2 separate regions of the Homo sapiens genome follow, and region 1 is linked to region 2. A link is an interaction called in ENCODE POLR2A ChIA-PET data of the cell type or tissue named here. Cell type or tissue: GM12878. All regions are shown on one strand. Each heading gives the region's core, and the rest is flanking DNA. Links, peaks and the distances in the headings are about the cores only. Region 1 holds the start of HOXB7 (homeobox B7). Region 2 overlaps KPNB1 (karyopherin subunit beta 1).

Region 1 (8,986 bases), core at 1-8,000, 940 kb before region 2:
CCGCCGCCAGCGGCCTGGGCGAGGAGGCCGAGGGCTCCGAGCAGAGCCCGTCGCCCACACAGCTCTTCCCCTGGATGCGCCCGCAAGGTGAGCTCGCCTCGGGGCCGACAAGGGCAGGAGGGGGCCGGAAGGGCCCAAGGCCTGGCAGGCCGGGGCGCATTTCCTCCAGCTTCTGGAAGACTTGCCGGCTCCGTTCCGATCGCCTGCCGCTTTTCCCCTTTCTTTCTTATCTTTCTTTCTTCTTTCTTTTTTCTTTCCCTTGAAGGGGGTCGCTTAGAAACATTTCCTGAATCTATAAACCCCTCATCCTGCCTTACTTTTCTTCTTCTTCTCCTCCTTTTTTTCCCCTTTTACTGTTTTATGGGGGGTAGTGAAGAGAGGGTGGTGGGAGTGGGGGCGCTCAACTTTTGCACTTCTCAATTGCTTTATAGTTTAATTACCCTGAAGAAACTTTTCTTCTGGGGCAGAGGCTCTGGGGGCTTTTCAAGGTGGGTCCATTCGTCCCCACCCGGCTTTTTTATTCTTATTTTCCCCCCTCCTTCACATCCTTCCTCCTAAAGTTTATGGCACTTCTAATAGATCTGAACCACCTCCTACACAACTCTGGTGCTGGTTACCGGGGGAGGGGGCTCCCCTTTCTGGCTCCCTTAGATTCACTTGTGTCTAATCCCCCTCGCCCCTCCTCCTCCGCCGACCGCGGCCTTCTTGCGCCCCCCCCGCCCCCGCACGGGGTAGAAGGTCCCCTGCCCTTATTATAATGGTCTCCCAGGCTCGTTCACGAATCTTCCAACCTTCTCCGTCCCTGCCCCCTCCCCCACCCTCCCCTCCCCTCTGTCTCGCCCTTTCCCCCATTCCCAGCAGCCGCCGGACGCAGGCGAGGCCGACAGACCTACAGCCGCTACCAGACCCTGGAGCTGGAGAAGGAGTTCCTATTTAATCCCTATCTGACTCGTAAGCGGCGAATCGAGGTATCGCACGCCCTGGGACTGACAGAGAGACAGGTCAAAATCTGGTTCCAGAACCGGAGGATGAAGTGGAAAAAAGAGAACAACAAAGACAAGTTCCCCAGCAGCAAATGCGAGCAGGAGGAGCTGGAGAAACAGAAGCTGGAGCGGGCCCCAGAGGCGGCGGACGAGGGCGACGCGCAGAAGGGCGACAAGAAGTAGGCTTCAGCTGGGACTGCCAGGGCCGCGGCCGCCCGCACGTCCGCGGGTCCCGGCCGCGCCGCCGCCGCGCGCCCCTGCCCGAGAGAGCTCTGGCCCCGCTAGCGGGGCCAGGAGCCGGGCCTCCCACCGCAGCGTCCCCCGCCGCGCCAGTCCCCGCTAGTGGTAGTATCTCGTAATAGCTTCTGTGTGTGAGCTACCGTGGATCTCCTTCCCTTCTCTTGGGGGCCGGGGGGAAAGAAAAGGATTTAAGCAAAGGCTCCCTCGCCCTGTGAGGGCGAGCGGCAAAGGCCCGGCTGAGCCCCCCATGCCCCTCCCCTCCCCGTGTAAAAAGCCTCCTTGTGCAATTGTCTTTTTTTTCCTTTGAACGTGCTTCTTTGTAATGACCAAGGTACCGATTTCTGCTAAGTTCTCCCAACAACATGAAACTGCCTATTCACGCCGTAATTCTTTCTGTCTCCCTTCTCTCTCTCTCTCTCGCTCGCTCGCTCTCGCTCTCGCTCTCTCTCGCTGCGTCCTCATTTCCCCTCCCAATCCTCTCTCCCCTCTGCAACCCCCCAGCTCGCTGGCTTTCTCTCTGGCTTCTCTCTTTTCCTCCTCCACCCACCCCCTTTGGTTTGACAATTTTGTCTTAAGTGTTTCTCAAAAGAGGTTACTTTAGTTAGCATGCGCGCTGTGGGCAATTGTTACAAGTGTTCTTAGGTTTACTGTGAAGAGAATGTATTCTGTATCCGTGAATTGCTTTATGGGGGGGAGGGAGGGCTAATTATATATTTTGTTGTTCCTCTATACTTTGTTCTGTTGTCTGCGCCTGAAAAGGGCGGAAGAGTTACAATAAAGTTTACAAGCGAGAACCCGAGACTGGCCCGGCCAGCGCTCCTCATTTGCTCCCGGGTGCCTTGCAGAGCCGGTGGGGAGCCTGTCACCGGGCTCCTGCGCCTGCTGAGGCTAGGCTGCAGAGAGGAGGGGGCGGGGGCTGGAGGCAGGTGGTGCGAGTCCCTCGGCCCAGGGGCGCTGGGGGTGAGGGAGGCGGCTGAGCCTGATTGGAGGAGAGAAAAACGAGGGAGGGGAGCCAAGAGAAACCCCCTCCTCTCGCGTTCCGAGGCTGCCCGGCCAGGGAGGCCAGGGCGCCCAGGCCACGCTGGAGACCTGCGGCTGGGCTGGTGGCTGTGTCCCCCGCCACCTCCCTCTTTGTTTTGCTGTGTGTCCTCCCAAGATGTGTGTCGGGAGGTGGGGTGGGGGGCAGGCATAAAGGTGGAGTGCAGGCCTGCTGAGCATACTTTTTTTCCCTCGGACTGTTGTTGTTGGGGGAGCAGGAGGAGAAGGGAGACCGCTCTTCCCTGCCTCTCCCTCTCAGGGACTTGGCCACCTTCGCTCTGTTCTGAGGCCATGGCTCTCTGCCTTCCTTCCTTCGCTGCCTCTGCTTCTCTGGTAGTCACGCTCCACTGAGGCATCCGCCTCCGGGAACCGGGAGAGCAGCGCGCCCGGGCCAACCTCCACCCTTCCTTTCTCTCCCCACCCTCCCAACCCCCTTTTTCTTTTACTTTCAAACCTTTTTTTTTCTTTTTCTTTCTTTCTTTCTTTTTTTTTTTGCCACCAGAAACGGCAGCGTCCAAGGCCCGTGGGCTGGATCCTGTGCCCTAGGAGCACCTAGGAAGACTTGCTCCATCTCCGCCCGCATATCTGGGGCACCAAGAGAGACAGAGTCGTGAGCCAGGCTCGCCTCATTCCTCGTCTTGGGAGAACCGGACCAACTTCCCCAAAAGGCCTTGCCGTGCAGAATTGGCCTGGTTTAATAAAGAACAGACCTGCCCCAAGCACCCACCCACCCAGTTGCGTGCATTCAATCCCTGCGTTTGTCTCTCGCTCGGTAACGGGCTGAAGAGGATGGGTGGAGGGTGACACGGATCGCCCCGAGGTTATTTATTTTCCCTTCCACTCAATCTCTTCCTCCCCAAATCTCGCCTGCAAGCGGCCTCCAGCCCGCGGGAGTCGGCAGCGGCCCTTGAGCCCCCAGCCCCAATCCACAGGGCTCGGCTTTCCCATTCATTATTGATCATATTTTATAAATCCAACGCCACACAATTTTTTCCACATTACCGGGAGCCGTGGGGAGACGGCCCGGCCATTGGCGGAGGGGACGTCACGTGGGCGGGGTCACGTGGTCCGGAGAGGAAAAAGGGGGTCCTTTTTGGTGTAAATCTGGACTCTAATTCTGTAATATATCAAGGAATCTCGTAAAACCGACACTAAAACGTCCCTGCCTACAAATCATCCGGCCAAATTATGAGTTCATTGTATTATGCGAATACTTTATTTTCTAAATATCCAGCCTCAAGTTCGGTTTTCGCTACCGGAGCCTTCCCAGAACAAACTTCTTGTGCGTTTGCTTCCAACCCCCAGCGCCCGGGCTATGGAGCGGGTTCGGGCGCTTCCTTCGCCGCCTCGATGCAGGGCTTGTACCCCGGCGGGGGGGGCATGGCGGGCCAGAGCGCGGCCGGCGTCTACGCGGCCGGCTATGGGCTCGAGCCGAGTTCCTTCAACATGCACTGCGCGCCCTTTGAGCAGAACCTCTCCGGGGTGTGTCCCGGCGACTCCGCCAAGGCGGCGGGCGCCAAGGAGCAGAGGGACTCGGACTTGGCGGCCGAGAGTAACTTCCGGATCTACCCCTGGATGCGAAGCTCAGGTAACGCCGCGCACCGAGCTGTCCTGAGCCCCAGGGGCCGGGGCACATTACCCTGAAGGCGCCTCCTTCCCGGCTGGGCGCCCCTTTCCGCGTCCAGAGTGCTCCCAGCCGGAGGTCGGCCCTGGAAGGCTGCACCCACTGGGCCGCGACCCAGCAGGCCATCCCCGCCCCCATATTTGCTCGGTGCTCTCAGGCTCGCTCTGCTTCCCGGCGGATCTCTCTTCGCCGGCACCACGGCGCTGCGAGCCCCCAGCCCGCCCCCACCCTTCCTCTCGGCCTTTTAGCTTTAAATATTTATCAGCAGCGCCGGCACGGGCTGGAGACGAGGCCGTTTGTCTTGCGGAGGAAGGCCGGTGTTTGCAGAGAATAGCCATTAGGGTCTCCCCCTTCTCCCCCCTTCCCAGCTAAGGATCTCAGCCCTGGGTGTGTCCCCCTGCCCCACTCGGATAAGGTATGGGGGAGGGGGCCATAGCGCTAAGCAATTCTCCCCTCCCCCTTCCTCTCCAGCCAACCCCGCTCCCCCATTATTCCCATCAGGACAATTAGAGGTGGGCTCTAGAGGCCTGGCGGGAGGAGAAAAGGACCCAGCCAGGGACACAGAGCTAGAGAGGCAGGTGGAGGGAGGGGGCTGAGGCCAAAGGAGATGATCCTCCTGATCCCAGTGAACCTGGGTGGGGGAGTGGAACAGGAGAACTAGAAAGGGGCAGAGGCTTCATGGGAGTGCAGCTGGCTTCCTGAGGTGCTCTTCCTAGGGCTCCTAGGAACCCCTAAAGAACTGGCCAAGTTTGGAGGTGTCATTCCAGATAAGTGACCCTTTTCTTGGGGGAGGGGCTAGGACTCTCTGGAGCCAATTCAAAAATTAGAGAGTGCAGTTCACCTAGCCAGCTGCTGCAGAACCCCAAGAGGCTGAGGTTCCATGGGGTCCCTGCCGAGTCTGACCCAGACATCCTTTTCTGCACTGTTCCAAAGCAGACGAACTTAGGGGCTAGCCCCAAAGTCCAGAAGACCCAAGACTCATGGTCAGAGGCACCCAACCCAGCAATGGTCAGGGGCCAGAAGCAGCCCAGCTCTCATACCATCAGTATTAGTGGTTATAGGTCCCATTACCTGCTCCATAGTTTAACTGCCTTTCCAGTTGATTTATCAAAGCCCCATTTTTTCTGCTCATCAGCATTTCAGCTTGGCTTTTATCTGACTTGAAACTAGGGCCCCTAGCCCCTCCTCCCTTGTCTCCTTCCCAGGAGGGCTGACATCAGCACCTCTTTAAAGTCTCCTCAGGTTCTGGTCCTAATGCAGAAGTTCCCCTCTACCCTTCAGTCCCCACCACCCAGATACTCCATGTTCCATCCTATCCCAGGCTGCTGTCTCTCCTTTTCCCCTGTGCATTCCTGGAGGCCCAAGGATTGCTTTAGAGAGCTGGGCTGTCTAGGCAAGCAGGCAAGCAGGACAGCCTGGCCCTGGCTGAAGCTTAGCCACTCACTGGAAAAGAATCATCAGAGGGTCACTGCTGTCAGACCAACTCTTTGCTCCAAGGAAATCTGCAAATTCTTACCTTCTCATTCCACAACATGCTGGGGATGAGTTGGGGGGACTGGGCCTTTGAGGCCCCTTTGTCTCCTTTTCTTCTTGGGAAACGTTCTTAAGCTAGGCCTGGCGCCCCACTCCAGGGTCACTTGCATGGTTTCTCTTGGTCTCTACTGGAAAGACCATCAGATCAGCATTCAGAAAAGGGGGTTTAGGGTCCTTGACCCCAGAGAGTGAAAGGAGGATTAACCTCCCCTCATCCCACTTGCACCCCTTAGGTGCAGAGCCTTTAAGAGCCAGCAGATTACTTTCCTGGGTTCAGAAGCTCCAGGCTAAAAAAGACTTCTTGGATGAAAAATGGGAATGTTTGCTTTGAGAAGCCTGTAGAAAGTTCAGCAATTAGGGGAGTTTGCAGCTGGAGTAAGGGCTGGGGTATGAAAAGCCAGAATTTGGTTTAGTGGGAAAATGGGCTTCTTTGCCCATCGCCCATTGACTTCAAATCACATACACGGTATAAGAGGGAGGTGGCCACTCTCTTGGCGTTTCCTTTTTTTTTTTTTTTTTTTTTTTTGAGACGGAGTCTCACTTTGTCGCCCAGACTGGAGTGCAGTGGCGCAATCTCGGCTCACTGCAAGCTCTGCCTCCCGGGTTCACGCCATTCTTCTGCCTCAGCCTCCTGAGTAGTTGGGACTACAGGCGCCCGCCACCACGCCCAGCTAATTTTTTTGTATTTTTAGTAGAGACGGGGTTTCACTGTGTTAGCCAGGTTGGTCTCGATCTCCTGACCTCGTGATCCGCCCGCCTCGGTCTCCCAAAGTGCTGGGATTACAGGTTTGAGCCCACCGCGCCCGGCCGGCGTTTTCTTTACTCACTGATTTTCCTCTGAATACTGTGTGCAGGAACTGACCGCAAACGAGGCCGCCAGACCTACACCCGCTACCAGACCCTGGAGCTGGAGAAAGAATTTCACTACAATCGCTACCTGACGCGGCGGCGGCGCATCGAGATCGCGCACACGCTCTGCCTCACGGAAAGACAGATCAAGATTTGGTTTCAGAACCGGCGCATGAAGTGGAAAAAGGAGAACAAGACCGCGGGCCCGGGGACCACCGGCCAAGACAGGGCTGAAGCAGAGGAGGAAGAGGAAGAGTGAGGGATGGAGAAAGGGCAGAGGAAGAGACATGAGAAAGGGAGAGGAAGAGAAGCCCAGCTCTGGGAACTGAATCAGGAAACTCAAATCGAATAGGGAAGTAAAAAAACAAAACAAAAAACAAAAAAAACAAAAAAAAAACCCTATTTAAATGAAAGGAGTTTAAAAACATTTTTTAAGGAGGGAGAAAGGAGAAATTTTGGTTTTTCAACACTGAAAAAATACTACCTATAGGAAAGTCTGTCAGGTTTGGTTTTTTTGTACAATATGAAAAGGATATTATCTACCTGTTCTGTAGCTTTCTGGAATTTACCTCCCCTTTTCTATGTTGCTATTGTAAGGTCTTTGTAAAATCTTGCAGTTTTGTAAGCCCTCTTTAATGCTGTCTTTGTGGACTGTGGGTCTGGACTAACCCTGTGGTTGCCTGCCCTCCTGAGCCTCCGCCTTCCCAGCAGCGGCACCAAGGGGCCTTAGGGAGCCCCAAAACCTACCACTCGCGTGTTCCCCAAGCGCCTGGCTGCTGCTTCTTGCTTCCCGTCCCCCAGCCCCATGCTCCCTTTTACATTCTGTGTGTATCTAAAGGATGGAAAAATAAAACGCAATTAAAAATAAACAGATGCCCTATTTTCTGTGTCTTCCTAAAGCTGGGAAGGGGTTCAGGGTTAGAGATGAGTGGGCATCCCAGAGCTCCTTGGCTCTGACTTCTGATGCAGCTTCATTTCTGTGCTGAGTTTGTTCTTTTTCTTGGTGCCTCCTGCTCTGGGGGGCTGCCAAGTAGTGAACCCCGATATTGCACTCATGCATTCCCTTTACACCCTTTTACACCCATTGACATACATGATGCACACAGTCACATGTGTTTACAGGCTGACATCAAACATACACACTGTCACAGTCACAAAGAGACACTCATACCCATATGTTAACAAACATACAGGCATTCACGTAATACCAGCTTCACGCCCAGAACATAGGCATTCATGTTCACACACGCTCACAAGTAAACACACATTCACACTCACAGACACATTGATACCAACGTACATTCACACATTGGCTTATAAACACAGATTCACATTTGCCCCCAAGTAAACGCACTCAGAAGCCCACATGCTTAGTCACACAAGCTCACAAAACAACAAAACAAAAACCTCACAGTTTCACAAACCCGCGTCCTCATTCAGGCCTGGAAACCAAGCTGCGGGATCTGGATCTGGGCTGCAGCCCAGGCACAAAGACGGAGCTGAAATCCAAGCTGCTAGGCCCCACATGAAGGAAGAGCGGAAGGAAAGGGAAAATGAACACCCAAATTCACTCTGGCTTCTTGGGTGGCGTTGCGTAGAGGCCAGGCCTGGGAGTAGAGGCCTCTTAGTCGGCGCAGAGCAGCCTCCAACTAGGGCGCTCACGGCTTCCTGCTCGCACGGCAAACATTTTCGCCAAGAGCTATTCCTATATTTTATTTCGATTTATTTTACTTTCTTTGTCTTAATTTATCTCGTTCTAAATTGATACAGACGACCCAAATAAAACTTTAAAATAGGGGGTGGGGAAGGGAATGAGTCCGGGAGCAAGATCCTAAGAGGTGCGAGTTTACCAGGCCGGTGTGGCCGCATCCCGGCCGCTCTCGGAGCCTGACCACGCCACGCCCGGGGCTTCCTCCGAGCCTCTCTTCCCGCTCTCTGCGCCGCCGCCGGCAGCCTGGAACCTTCTCCGCTGCACAGAGAGAGAGGGGGGAAAATGTTGGGGGAGGTTATTTCGTTTCCAGAATTCGGGCATTGGTAGGTCAACTTGAAATACGGGGTTATTTCAGGGGACCTGAAAAACCTGGGCTGAATTTTTATTTTATTTTTTGCTTCCAAACATCCGCTGATTGCAGGACCAAAACTTGGAGGATGGTGTCTATGCGGCTAGACCCGCTGAATTGATTTTTAGCATTTATTCGATTATAAACTCTGGATTGTTTAAATTTAAACAGACTTTGGATAGAAAGAGGGAAGAGGGTTGGTTTTAGGATAATCTGTTGAATTTGAATTTGTATGTAAAATGCTTTTAAACCTGCAGTTTCCCCCATTAATGACCACGTAACGCCCTGGAGAGCGCATGGAGCTGTCATAGGAAACCTGGACTTGCCTGCATTTGGGCGGGAGAAGCCAGGATCCGGCTTTACCCTCCCCCAGTTTCTGGGTTCCGGAGGCGAGAATCAGGTTGTCAGACTATCTGCCTTGGCCCCCATCCAGGCCACTTTTCCTCCTGGGGCAAAAACTAAGCCCTAGGGAATCTAAGGCCCCCACGCCTGCAATGCTGCAAGCCTCACAGGTGGGGGTCCTGCTGTCTACAGGGCTAGGAATGAGGGGGCCAGTTCAGAGGGGGAGAGGGGACACTGAAGCTTTCATTTTGCCCTTATGCAGGTGGCAACTCTAGACACCGTTTCCTGCTCCTGCCTCACCCCAAAATTGTCTCAGA
Region 2 (8,000 bases), core at 1-8,000:
ACCTACATCACACTGATCACTTTTAGCTGCATGTTTGTCAATAGTCCCTCCAATTAGAGCTAGACTTAAAGAACAGCCAAGATAGCTTTAAGCTTACCTTGTCCACCTGGGCTTGGGAGGCCTGCTGAAGAGTATTCAATACAACCTCTAAGTATTTTTTAAACTCTCCTCCAATAGCAAGGGCAATATCACCAAACACTGACAGAATCTGCGGCTTCACAGACCTGTGGACGTTCTCATTCTGACAAGGAACAAAAGGAAAAGTGAATTAAGTCAAAACTTGTTTGGTCCAAAGATTCATGAAAATTTCATTTCTAACAAGCAACTATTGATTTTAAATATTTGGATGGTCCTTTATAGCTTACAAAACCTTTCCCATTTGCACCTCACACCAACTCTAAGAAGCTAGCCCAGGTATTGGTATTCCCACTTTACACATGAGGAGACTGACTTAAGAATCAAGTGACTTGTCTGAGAACACACATGTACAATAATTAATGATGGCTATCTCTGGAGAGAGGTATAATATACAAATGGTCCCCTGCTCATGATGGTTTGATGATTTCTCCACTTTACAATGTGTTTATTGGGACCTAACTCCATCATAAGTCAAGGAACAACTGTATTTACTTTTCCTTTGCATTTTACTGTTTTGTTTTAAAAATCTCTAATAGAGCACACATTCCTTTAACTTTACAATCTTTCTTCAGAGTCATCTGTGAAATGAACAACTCCCCTCTTTATAAGCCCAAAGCCAATGTTCTAGAAACTTACAGCTCCCTGTCACTGATTTTTTTTTTTTTTTTTTTTTTTTGAGACGGAGTTTGGCTCTTCTTGCCCAGGCTGGAGTGCAATGGCGTGATCTTGGCTCACTGCAACGTCCACCTCCCGGGTACAAGCGATTATCCTGCCTCAGCCTTCCGAGTAGCTGGGATTACAAGCGCCTGCCATCACGCCCGGCTAATTTTTTTTGTATCTACAGTACAGACGGGGTTTCACCATGTTGTCCAGGTTGGTCTCGAACTCCTGGCCTGCCTCGGCCTCCCAAAATGCTGGGATTACAGGCCACTGCGCCCAGCCTGGTCGATATTTAACTATCTTTCCAACTGTTGTTTTCTTCAAAGAAGACTGGTTAATTAGATTGTGTGTAGATACTCACCCCCAAATTTTCCAGAAGCAGCTGCATCACCTCGTCACAGAAAGGTATGATGTTGGATTGCAGGGCACGGCACAAGTCTCCCACTAAGCCCACAGCTGCCAAACAAACCTGCCAAGAATCAAGGAAATAATCTTCTAACAGAAAAGGCTGCCTGCTGGGGCAAGATATTATTTTTAACTAGCTGCTGAGCTTTTATCACTTGAACCTAGAGTTAAATCCCTCTGCCGAGATTAATTTTTCAACAACCAACATGGCAGGCAGGGAACAAAGACTATCCGAGAGAGATCACTGATAAAGTTAAAAAAAAAAAAAAAAAAAAAGCCTTGCTCTCCAGGGTGCTAATAGCTCAACTTTATAGCTGCTCCTGCATTAGTACTGTCTAAGCAAATAAACAGTCATCTTGTCCACCATTATCTGTTACATCTAATATCTTGTCCACCGTTATCTGGTACATCTAATATCCTGTTTTTCATGGACTACTTCCAGTTCAAACGTTCAGGCAATGAATAAAGTAGCTTGCCTTTTAGGACAATGTATCAGGAAAAACTACTTAAGCTATAAGAACCTGGTTTTGCGTGCACTACAGTGACTGTCAGATATAAATGGGAACATACTATTTTGAAAAGCACATCCTACCTGGTATTCAGCATAATTTTTTAATCCAATGCCCAGGAAGGGTTTAAAGGCCTCCATGTACTTGAGGAATTCACCACCCAACACTGTAATGAAATAAGCTATTAGCCAATGACAGCACCACGGGTTAACACAGAGGCAGGCAGAAATAACCCATCCTACCTCTCCCAAAATGTACTCGCTCCACTCAACAGGTTGGGTGAAATGTGCTTTAGTTACCGATTCCATCATGAAGACATTAAAGGCTTGCATAAGCCAAATTTATTACTGCTGGAAGGGCCCTAATTCATACGCCACAGAGACAATGCCCACTGTCCACAGAATAGGGCTTTACTCTGACTAATACAACCAAGTGGTATGACCCTCAAGGAATGTCAAGGTTAATTTTAAATGGGCTGAACCAGCAATACTGACTCTTGTCCACCTCCTCATCTGATAATAGCATGTCCTTTCTGCAAGCCAGCTTCAAAACAGGGTCCTTAGGCAATTCCATCAAGGGCTAAACAAGCCACAGCCAGGAAAAGCAGCACTGGGCTTCAGATCCAAATCAGCCACTCCAGGAGCCAAAATTAACTTCTTTGCCCTTTCAGAGGAGTGGTCACATGTTGACAGACCAGTTGGACATAGGCTGTTTATGCCAAAAATAGGTCTAGTCCTCAGGAGAGTGGTCCTCAGGTAAATGGCCTTAGCAATGTACTTACAGGCCACCCCTGAAAAGGCATATCAGATTCCTAAAGTGCTTCGTAATGCCCCTTCAAAGAGTCTTAAGTCAGATATGGCTTCCCCAAACCAATTTTGCAGTCAGACATGTAAAAATCAGAAAATCAATTCCTAGAACTCGCTCAATGTTTCATTTCATCCCATACCAGGCACCATGATGTGTCAATCTTAGTCCAAAGCACTACAAACCAAACCAGGTGATGACAAGTACCAGGAAAGAAAATAGAAACTTTTAGCAGGGCACAGTGGCTCATGCCTATAATCCCAGCTACTCAGAAGGCTGAGGCAGGAGAATTGCTTGAACCTGGGAGGTGGAGGCTGTGGTGAGCCAAGATGGTGCCACTGCACTCCATCCTGGGCAACAGAACAAGTCTCAAAAAAAAAACAAACAAAAAAAAAAAACAAAAAAAAAACAACACCTCTGCCAATCTCCGTTGCAAACTGGCTCCCCATTTAAATGGACTGACAAGGCAGTTATACAAATTTAAGTGGTGTGCACTTAAGTTCAATCTAACTTTGAAGTGACTCATGCCCCAGTAAAAGGACTATGCTTTCTATAGTCAAAAATTCTTTAATGCTCTGACAAGGAGGCCCAGGAGTTTGAGACCAGCCTGAGCAATATAGTGAGACCCTATCTTCACACACAAACAAAATTAAGCTGGGCCCAGTGGCTCACATCTATAATCCTAGCACTCTGGGAGGCTGAGGCAGGAGGATCACTTGACTCAGGAGTTCAAGACCAGTCTGGGCAACATGGCGAAACTCCATCTCTACCAAAAATATAAAAATTAGCTGGGCATGGTGGTGTGCATCTGTTAGTCCCAGCTACTGTGGGGGCACTGAAGTGGAAGGATCATGTGAGCCCACGATTTCAAGGCTGCAGTGCGCCAAGATCGTGCCACTGCACTCCAGCCTGGGTGACAATTATTTAAGGCCACTGAAATGCCTACATTCCAAAGACATTCCCTGACCAGACAGTATTTCTCACCGACCTTCCACCAGTGTGCTAACTGCCATCAGGGCATCCTCTTGTACTCCCCCAGACCCAGCTGTGCTTTGGAACATCCTTAACAGGGAGGCCATAACCACATCAGAGATCTGCAAAGCATCTTGATGTTGCACTTTCCGAAGAACATTCTGTGAAATGAGTAAGAGTTCAAGATCAGTTGATTCCAAATCTCCCAATCAGAACACTATACCTTTTCTTTTTAAAATCAATTAAGTCCCTTGATATTTTTTAATTTTGGGAATGCCAAATGTATTTTATACACAAAAACATTGACAGTACCAATCATCAGCAATACATTTTAACATTTCTCCTGTTTCTCAATTCAGAACAAACGTGAGCTGATCCTCCGTTGTGCAGAAGGTCATGTCCTCTCAATTTCATTTGTCTTACTGTCTGACAAATCCCTGCTGGTAGCCGCCATAGTCCAGTCTTACTGGAATGATAGTTAAATTACTTCAGCTTTAGAGAAGGCCCTATCACCTTAGAGCTCTTATTCATAAAACAAACAAAAAGCAACCCTTCCTATATCCTACCTATTTACAGATGACCTAGAAATAAACTTGATAAAATCAAACCAACCTGACTTCTCCCATCAAACATTCCTTCCTCACTCGTTTGTTTCAACTAATGTCACTGACATTAGGTCAAACAGCAAATGTTTCAAAAGATGACGGTACAAATTCAAGGCTTTATTTTTAGCCAAGTGAACTATAGCTGGGAACCAAATCTGACTGAGCTAGGCTTGAATAACCTAATGAAAAACCAAGAGTTTTTTGGTTTTCAAAATAAAAAAACCAAAACCATTCAAGCTGCCAACACAAATGAGCTATACATCTGGAAGGAACCATCACACATTAAGTAGTTTCCTTCTCTACACAGTGACATTAGTTGAAACAAACGAGTGAGGAAGAGAGGTCTGAGGAGTGTATGTTGAATTAGGAGAAGTCAAGTTGGTTTGATTTTATCAAGATTACATCTAGACCATCTGTAAATAAGTAGGATTTGAATCTTTCTAGACAGACAGGTAAGGCAGGTGGGGAATTCCTCTCCCAATCAACCAATCACAGACCAAAGCCTTCTGAGAACAGCTTCTGATCCGCATCATCTATACCATTTTCGAGTTCTGTGTGTACACGAACTTGTTATACTGAGATACTAATAATTCTCCAACCTGGAGTTATTAAGTCATAAGGCACCACCATACCTGAAGAGTTGCACAGAGTAAAGACTGAAGGTCATTGAACTGGATTCTATCGGATGTGCTCTGGATATGTGACTACAAAGAAAATAAGAAAACATACTCTACATGAAAACCTTCCACTTTTGCTGGGACCATTTAATAATCTTCCCTAATACTAACATAGGAAAGTAAACAACAGCAACAAAAAACCCATAATACATATAGTGTAACACATATATGAGTAAACCATGACAAACAATGCTAACGTTAAGGTGCAATGTTTTTTGTATAAGCTTTATTATCTTTCTGAGAAAATATATACTTAAACACTAAAAAGACAGAACAGTCTGGAAAACAGACCTAGGTGTCAAAAGTACTACCCAATTCCCACCCATAGTCAGGGGCACTCTTAGGTCTCACCTCCATCTGAAGAACCTGTTGCAGTCGTTCCATGATGACCAAAGTCGTTTTCTGGACAGCAGGATAACAATCCTTGGCACTGTTTTTCACAATTTCCATCAGAGATTCATATGCAGAACTCCTCAGGTTGTTCTGGTGTCCATCAGGTCTGTAAAGAACACAGCGAAAATCTTAAAGCCTCAAATGAAAAGGACAGGGAAGAACATAGACAATGTCTTGCCAAAAATAAGAACTCAGGAACCGGTATGTCTGCAGACCTGGTTTGAGTTTGAAAACACAATATCCAAGAATGAAATCTTCAAGTCCTTTGAGCCAATGGCTATGTTCATTATGGTCTCCAGACAGTTAAAATTTAGAATGGCCCTTTTGGAAATGGGCTAAAATTATAGAGGAAAAAATGGTTTGAAATGGTAAAAAATCATGTGAACAATTTAACAGGTTGTCTGAAGTGCTATGAAGAAAATACCCCAATTTTCCTGGCTAGACGTGATGGCTCATGCCTATAATCCCAGCAATTTAGGAGGCTGAGGCAGGCGGATCACTTGAGGTCAGTTTGAGACCAGCCTGGTCAACATGGTGAAACCCCACCTCTACTAAAAATATAAAAATTAGCCAGGTGTAGTGGCTTGTGCCTGTAATCCTAGCTACTCAGGAGGCTGAGGCACGAGAATTCCTTGAACCTGGGAGGTGGAGGTTGCAGTGGGCCGAGACCGCACTCCAGCCTGAGCAACAAGACCGAAACTCCGTCCCAGAAAAAAAAAAATACCCCAATTTTCTTCATTCATTTAAAAAAGATGTCTTCATATATAATCTCAAAGAGGCATGGACATGAACTAGTTAAATGGAAGATTTTTTTTTTGATGGGCACAGTGGCTCAGGCCTACAATCCCAGCACTTTGGGAGGCCAAGGTGGGCAGATCACCTGAGGTGTCAGGAGTTTGTGACCAGCCTGGCCAACATGGCGAAACCCCATCTCTACTAAAAATACAAAAATTAGCCAGGCATGTTGGTGGGCACCTTTAGTACCAGCTACTCGGGAGGCTGAAGTACGAGAATCACTTGAACCCAGGAGGTTGCAGTGAGCCAAGATTGCACAATTGCACTCTAGCCTGGGTGACAAGAGAAGACTGTCTCAAAAAAAAAAAAAAGGAAGATTTTGTGCTCAGCTCTCTTCCTGAAGGTTTACTTTGCTCATGACTTTAGGTATAGCTCATACAAAACATAAATTGTTAAAGGTTGTCTCCAACTTATAATCCCTTTAAACAACATTTCAAAAGCTTGTTTCTAAGTCAACTGTATTTACCCCAAGTTCTTCATCCTATATAAAAATATGGTAGTTGGCCGGGCATGGTGGCTCATGCCTGTAATCCTGGCACTTTGGGGGGCGAAGGCAGGTGGATCACGAGGGTCAGGAGATCGAGACCATCCTGTCCAACATGGTGAAACCCTGTCTCTACTAAAAATACAAAAATTAGCCAGGCATGGTGGCATGCACCTGTAGTCCCAGCTACCCAGGAGGCTGAGGCAGGAGAATCGCTTGAGGAGGTTGCAGTGAGCTGAGATTGCGCCACTGCACTCCAGCCTGGGCAACAGAGCAACACTCTGTCTCAAAATAAATTAATTAATTAATTAATAAAATAAAATAAAAATGGTAGTTATTGATTTGGTGTGGCAATCAAATTCATAATGAGTACTATCATTTCTCTTGTAACCAAATACTCCTGTTAACTGTCAATGCTGCAAAATGAAGGAACCTCTCTAGATCTATTACTCTCTACAAAGAAAGCAGAGAAATTACACTATATTCAGATTTCAGCTGTAAACTGAACAATTCTAAGGTAGGTGGAATCTGCATTTCTTTCTCCATCTTTAAACAAACCAATCAATCAATCATGGAATTCTTTTTTTTGAGACGAGTTCCACTCTTGTTGTCCAGGCTGGAGTGCAATGGCGCAGTCTCAGCTCACTGCAACCTCCATCTCCCAGGTTCAAGCAATTCCCCTGCCTCAGCCTCCCAAGTAGCTAGGACTACAGGCATGCGCCAGCACGCCCGGCTAATTTTTTGTATTTTTAGTAGAGACAGGGTTTCACCATGTTGGCCAGACTGCTTTCGAACTCCTGACCTCAGGTGATCCAGCCGCCTTGGCCTCCCAAAGTGCTGGGAATATAGGCGTGAGCCACCGCGCCCAGCGGGTTTCTTTTAATTCCTCTAGAGAAGGTAGAGTCTTGTCCTGTCTCATTATGCTTCTATGATTAAGCTAGATATCCTCCACACAGAAGGCAATAGAACTTGGATGCAAAGACGTCACTCATTTCTGTGAAATATCAGTTACCTGTCTGTAGTCTCTAGGAGCTTCTGAACTATGAGTTCAAATGAAGAAGATAAGCAGTAAGTAGCTGGTTCTTCCTGATCATCAGCAACGTCTGCAGCTTCATAAGCAGCTTCAGCCAGACTGGAGAAAGCCTGAAATGCACATAGGTTCAATGTTAATCCTGAAAGAACCCCACACCTTAGGATTATCTCATTTTTCATTAAGATACTTTGGGCCGTGTCAGTGAACTTCCAACTTTTTCTGCCAAGGTCATCTCAAGACAGCATTTTACAGGTATCTTTTAAACTAACTATTTATTTATTTGATTTGTACTTCCTGTTCATCCTGTCTGATAATCTGACAACTCTCTAAGCAGCAGAGTACTTTCACCAATACCTGCCATTTCTTCTGTTTCCAATCACAGAAATCCTGTCTGATAATCTGACATCTCTCATCATCCTGTTTGATAATCTGACAACTCTCTAAGCAGCAGAGTACTTTCAACCATACCTGCCATTTCATTTCTGTTTCCTTTCACAGAAAGACGTTTAGCCCCATTCCTTCCTT

Evidence for each region. ChIA-PET counts read pairs that join two places held together with the same protein. Peaks named below come from ENCODE experiments on the same cell type or tissue, not always from the same donor. Only the 100,000 strongest peaks of a DNase experiment are listed, where the experiment ranks them.
Region 1: POLR2A ChIA-PET joins it to region 2 with 12 read pairs; 2 of 35 experiments call an interaction of 5 or more read pairs at or near these places.

What each region holds. Positions count from the first base shown.
Region 1 is chr17:48,605,382-48,614,367 of GRCh38, reverse strand. It overlaps HOXB7 (homeobox B7), which reads left to right and starts at 3,351. Exons shown (of 2, transcript NM_004502.4): 1 at 3,351-3,849; 2 at 6,273-7,136. The coding sequence starts at 3,450. The coding sequence ends at 6,526. HOXB8 (homeobox B8) reads left to right here. Exons shown (of 2, transcript NM_024016.4): 1 at 1-87; 2 at 859-2,022. The coding sequence ends at 1,166. HOXB-AS3 (HOXB cluster antisense RNA 3) reads right to left here. Exons shown (of 3, transcript NR_033201.2): 3 at 7,954-8,236. RefSeq lists a silencer at 2,175-2,224 and enhancers at 2,018-2,838, 2,839-3,658, 3,659-4,479, 6,304-6,849. In GM12878, for the core only: a CTCF peak has its summit at 1,324; a DNase peak (open chromatin) is centred at 3,331; H3K4me3 peaks cover 3,513 bases; H3K27ac peaks cover 893 bases; H3K27me3 peaks cover 274 bases.
Region 2 is chr17:47,670,287-47,678,286 of GRCh38, reverse strand. It overlaps KPNB1 (karyopherin subunit beta 1), which reads right to left. Exons shown (of 22, transcript NM_002265.6): 12 at 7,455-7,585; 13 at 5,122-5,269; 14 at 4,726-4,797; 15 at 3,505-3,649; 16 at 1,796-1,878; 17 at 1,160-1,267; 18 at 98-241. Among named protein-coding and RNA genes, the nearest start is that of TBKBP1, 20 kb to the left of the region's middle. In GM12878, for the core only: no CTCF peak of the experiment used is centred there; no DNase peak of the experiment used is centred there.